2 separate regions of the Homo sapiens genome follow, and region 2 is linked to region 1. A link is an interaction called in ENCODE POLR2A ChIA-PET data of the cell type or tissue named here. Cell type or tissue: MCF 10A. All regions are shown on one strand. Each heading gives the region's core, and the rest is flanking DNA. Links, peaks and the distances in the headings are about the cores only.

What was found. Peaks named below come from ENCODE experiments on the same cell type or tissue, not always from the same donor. Only the 100,000 strongest peaks of a DNase experiment are listed, where the experiment ranks them.
Region 2: POLR2A ChIA-PET joins it to region 1 with 6 read pairs; 4 of 35 experiments call an interaction of 5 or more read pairs at or near these places.

What each region holds. Positions count from the first base shown.
Region 1 is chr16:58,242,215-58,245,087 of GRCh38, forward strand. It overlaps LOC105371293 (a long non-coding RNA gene), which reads right to left. Exons shown (of 4, transcript XR_933630.2): 3 at 556-695. Among named protein-coding and RNA genes, the nearest start is that of CFAP263, 6.3 kb to the right of the region's middle. RefSeq lists an enhancer at 1,294-1,353. In MCF 10A, for the core only: no CTCF peak of the experiment used is centred there; a DNase peak (open chromatin) is centred at 1,437.
Region 2 is chr16:58,347,218-58,350,135 of GRCh38, forward strand. No RefSeq gene overlaps it. Among named protein-coding and RNA genes, the nearest start is that of GINS3, 44 kb to the right of the region's middle. In MCF 10A, for the core only: no CTCF peak of the experiment used is centred there; no DNase peak of the experiment used is centred there.

The DNA.
Region 1 (2,873 bases), core at 374-2,873:
GTACAGTCTATCTTCAAGTGTTATTATACCACTTTATGTATAGTATAAGAACTTTATACCATCACACTCCCATTTCTCCTCTACTATCATTGTCATACATTTCACTTATAAACTCTACAATGTAAATGTTTTTTTTTTCTTTCTTTCTTTCTTTTGAGATGGAGTTTTTTGCTCTTGTCACCCTGGCTGGAATGCAATGGCCCGATCTGGGCTCACTGCAACCTCTGCCTCCTGGGTTCAAGCAATTCTCCTGCCTCAGACTCCCAAGTAGCTGAGATTACAGGTATGTGCCACCACGCCCGGCTAATTTCATATTTTTTTTAGTAGAGACAAGGTTTCACCATGTTGGTCAGGCTGATCTCAAACTCCTGACCTCAAGTGATCCACTGGCCTCTGCCTCCCAAAGTGCTGGGATTACAGGCATGAGCCACCGTGCTTAGCTACAATGTAAATGTTGTAAACTCTACAATACATAATTTTTGTTATATAAAGTTATTTATCTTTCAAAGAAAATTAAATAATGAGAGAAATATATTTACTTATCCACTTAGTTACCATTTCTAGTGCTCTTCATTTCTTTGTGTTGATCCAGATTTCCATCTGGTATCATCTTCTTTCTGCCTGAAGGACATCCTTTAACATATCTTGTATAGTGAAGCTCTTCTGGCAACAAATTCTTTCAAGCTTTTGAATATCTGAAAAAAATATTTATTTTGTCTTTATTTTTAAAAGATATTTTTGCTGTGTAAAGTATTCTAGTTTGACAGGTGTTTTTTTTTTTCTTTCAGAACTCTACCAGCTTGAATTGTTACCTACAAGAAATCTATCATTTTAATCCTTGATTCTTTGTATATACTGTGTCTTTTTTTTTTTTCCTGGCTGCTTCTAAGGTTTTCTGTTTATCCCTAGTTGTAAGCAATTTAGTTATGGTATCTTTGGTGTCATTTTCCTCATGTTTATTGTTATATGAGGTTGGTTGAACTTCTTAGATCTATAGGTTTGTAATTTTCATCAAATGTGGAAAAATTCAGCCATTATTTCTTCAAATATTTTTTCTGTCTCCTCCTCACTTCTGAAGACGAGCAGGATCAAGGAAAGACACTACAAAGGAAAATATCAAGAGAAGGCAGTACAAAGGAAAATGTACTAAGCTTCTTACATTTTAGAGATGCACATTTGCATAGTCAGGCCTTTAATCTAGGAAAATAATAACCCAGAGCTTGCTCCATGCCTGGTACCTGGTTAAATGTAATCTCAATGAACTCTTCCAACACCTTAGTGGGAATGGCTTTGGATGGATAGGAGAAGGACTGGGATGGAAAGGAATGAGTAATGATTAAAGGTACAAGCTTTCGGCTCTAGCTCTGCATGTCACCTGCTGTTTGACTGAGTAATTCACATCGCCTCTCTGGCTTTCACTTCCTCACCTATACAAATGAGGTGAGTAATAGTGTAACTGGCCAAGTCCAGCTGCTCACCGCTTGGAGGCCAAAAACACAAGAAGCAAGTTGTGGTGAAAGGAAAGCAACTTTATTCAAATGCTAGCAGTTGGGGAATGGACAGGCCCATGCCTCTGAAAGACCATTCTAACTTTTTGGGCTGAGTGAAGGGGTTTAAGAAGGAAAAAGGTGAGAGAAACGCGGGAGTGGTGCAGCAGGAGGTCTTGTTATCTTGAGTCATCGCCTGTCTGGAGGACCGGTTTGCATCATGCTGACTGCGGTAGTGGTGGGCTAACTGCTCCTAACTCCCCCTAATCAGAGGGTTCCACAGCTGGGTCTCTCTGCCTGGCTTGTTTCAAAATCGATCCCTGGAATTTCTAAGCAAGCACATAATTAGATAAGCGAGTACTGTTCATAGAAGTGGCTGGTGGGAAAAGGCAAAACAAAAAGTTTCAAAGTATGTTTCAAGGCTGGAAGCAAGAAGGGAAAAATGTTTTAAAACGCAGTTTGAGGCTGGGATACTTGGTTACAATAGTACTTATTTTACAGGGTTAGGGGACAAAGCACTCGAATGTTTGCTGTTATTACTATTATTTTTTTGTTTGCCAATATTTGAAATATCCCTCTTCCTTACTAACTCAATTCTTCCTTAACATCGATTAAAGCGATATATGTTGCTCAGCTGTGACAGACTCTACTGATTGAGGATTGAGCCAGGGTCTGTTTATTTCCTTTTTCAGATCCACGTCTCTGGAGCTATCCCTGGGATATGGAGGTTTTCAGGATTAATAACTGGATGAGATACCAGCTCAGATCAGCCTCAGTCTCCTTTTCCCATCTTGCTTTTCTCCCCTCCTCTTCTCCACTCTGTTGCCTCTGGATTTTCCAGGGTAGAGCCCGAGAGCACAAGGGGAGACGTTAAGAGGCAGAGGAGGTCTCACATGACAGCAGTGATTTCGGACTTATGCTCTTGTGACCAGCTTGTGCCCCAAAGCTTCTCACTCCCAAGGCCTACTGTGGGTTCCCTAATGATTCTCCCACTGATGAATCCCACTGATTCCCTGATCCCACAGTGTTTTTTCTTAAGATTCCTCTTGATCTTCTGCATTTTATGATATGCCTCCAGCCTCTTTCTGTGGAGACATCTGACTTGTGAAAATCCTTTATCTTGCCCCATCTTGGTGTCAGAGCAGTCTGCTCCCTGGGAGCCCTTGCCCCTGCCTCCCACTTAGATGTACATATCCCTCCAGCCTCTACTTTTAACTTCTTGGGGCATGAGGCAGATGTCAGCCCCTTGCCCCCAAACTCCAGAGCCTCAATAAGCTCATCTGGTGACAGTCTGGAGACCCCTCATTTGGTATGTGAAACCCCTCCTGTAGTAACCCCTCCTATGCCTTTCCTTACAGAGAAAGTCCACAGTACTAGGACAGCTGT
Region 2 (2,918 bases), core at 309-2,808, 100 kb after region 1:
GAATGACAGCTCGGATGAAAACCAAGGGCAGACAGGATGCACCTCTTTAAAGTCTTTTATGTTTTCTATGCTTTTCTGAGATTTTGCTGATTTCACAGACAGTCTAGAAGTCTAGCACACACTACTTACATTTTCATCATACTCTTTGAGCTTTTCCAATCCTAACTCTGGGAATAAATTGATTACCCATAGACCTTTAGTTGCCCAGGTACCACACCTTCAGGCACCTGGGTGGCAGATTCTTTAACGCATCTGAAGAAGAAACTTAGCCAATTATACTTTTAAAAATCCCTATGTGATAATCTGTAAACACAGCAGTCGTGCCCTCAGGATGAACAAAGGGCAACTTCAACAGCCCAAGATCTGGCTTCTGTTTGGGCCTCTGTCCTGGAGTGACTGAGGACCTCAGACAGGACACTCAGGCCTTTAGTGTCCTCTCCTAAGAGGGGGTAGCCGTACTTGCCCTAAGTCACAGGGAGACCAAGGAAACAAAACATCATAAAAACACTCTGAGGCTGGGCATGGTAGCTCATGCTGTAATCCAAGCACTTTGGGAGAACAAGGAGGCAGGAGGGCTGGAGCCCAGGAGTTCGAGACCAGCCTGGGCAACATAAGGAGACTCTGTCTCTAACAAAAAATTTAAAAATTAGCTGGGCATGATGGCACGTGCCTGTGGTCCCAGCTACTCAGGAGGCTGAGGTGGGAGGATCACTTGAGCCTGGGAGGTGGAGTGAACCATGATCACACCATTGCATTTCAGCCTCGGTGCCAGAAGGAGACCCTGTCTCAAGAAAAAAAGGACTGATTGGTTAACATCAGGTCACTTCTGGTTACTTTTTTGGAAGGATTGAAGCAGAGGAAACCTTCTTATCGTTCTAACTCAGATAGACTGGAATCCCATGTTTTCAGGGGAAACTGGTCTGTTTGGAATCTCCCTGCTTCCTTAATGTTTCAGTTTAATTATTGGCATTTAGCATGAGTGATTCCATTTTGGTTTGGTCTTGTCTGTTGGGGTCATGGTGTAGGAGCTCAGCCCAAAACAGTGGCCTCCCAGGATTTTTGTTTAACAATACAGAGAAGTTAACTACATCACTAGGTATCTAACTTAAACTCAGGGATTCATTTAGTTGCTAACTAGCTTATTAGATTCCGTGACTTCTCTTGATTACTTCTAAATTAGACTGTTAAATAACATCTAACATGCCTAGTTTCACCTCCTCTTCTGGGAAATCAGGGAAATACTAGTACTTGGAATTTTGAAGATTTCTATTGCAAGACGTTGGCTACCAAGTAGAGAGAATTATCTGGGCACTATATATTTTGGATTAATTTTTACATGGTGGTACTAATATGGAGATATTTGCTGCAAAGAGATAAATTTGTGGATTATATTCATCTTCCAGACCACTTGAGAGAGGAGAGTTTCAATCTTGCATGATAACTAAAAGAAGGAATTCTAACCAAAAAGTTCTCTCCAAAAAAACCAGAATACTGGTACAATTTGTGGTTCTATCACAAAATGCCACAAATTTAAAGTAAGATGTAGGAAAAGGTTATAAAACTTTCACCTAAGCTGAAGTCTTGGAATCACTAAACAGGGAAAAGGACCGTTCAGAAATCTTTTTGTTGTTTGTAGACTGAAGCAGTTAGAACCTCCCTAGGTCTCTTTTCGGGACAAGCAGACGCTTTTCAGTTTCATTATGTTCCCTATGATTCCTTGATTGGAAAATCGTGGTCAGTGTGAAGCAGAGAAACATCACTACTGTGTAGATCAGGATTTCTCAACTGTGATACTCTGGACGTTTTCACTGGGTAATTCCTTGCTGAAGAGGACTGCTGAGTGTGCAGCAAGATGTTCAGCAGCACCGTCCCCCAGTTATGATGGCCAAAAATGTCTCCAAACATTACCAGGTGTCCCCTGGGGGCAAACTGTCCTCACTGAAGGACAGCTAGTGTACAGATTCAGCCACTGAAGCAGAACTGTAATCACGTTGAAACTGAGCTGGTTACATCCACATAGGACTCAGGATACCATCTGGTACAGTCATTATGAAGATTAATGAAGAGGCTGTCTACCATGGCTCATTTGGGAAATTCCAAAAAGTACAATAGGACTGATCATCCTACAGCAGTTAAATAATCAGACTATAATATAATCAGAGAATTTATAAACTGTAAGCAAGCAATTTCAGTTCAGTAGAGTTTCTTAAAATCATTCTTTTAGTGTAAATGAGAACTACAAAACTATGGATTTTGTATGATTGCACTCATAGGAGGTACTCAGAATAGTCAAATTCATACAGACAAAAAGTAGAATGGTGGTTACTAGGGACTGAGGGGAAGGGAAATGGGAAGATGTTTAATGGGTACACAGTTTCCATTCTGCAAGCTGAAAAGCGTCCTGGAGATTGTTTACACAGCAACCTGAAACAATCAGAACTTAGCACTACTGAGTTATACATCTAGAATGATTAAGGTATTAATTTTATGTTACAAATTGATTTTTCCACTTTTGTTTTTTTTTTTTTTTTTTGGTGGAAGGAGTGGAGTGAAGGGAGTGGAGGGAGTGAACATTCTCCACACGTTTGAACATCCTCATTAGCTCCAAGTTGACAAACCCAGAGAAGTGCTCTGATTGGCCTGGCCTTGGACTGGTCCATGCCTGGACTAATGAAAGGTGAATAGGATGGGGCTATCATTATTTTCCCAGGATGTAGGAGAGAAGAAAGAGCAGATACCCATTCCCGATCCAATTTAACTCTAGCCAGGAGTCTGGAGTCTGCAATTGCCAGCTCCCATTCAAACCACATTGCTGGTGTGGACAGAGAAGCATGTTTCATGCAAAAATCAGTTCTAAATGGACTACAGTGTTAAATGTAAGACCAGGAACTGCTAGAAGAAACTACTAGAAGAACTTC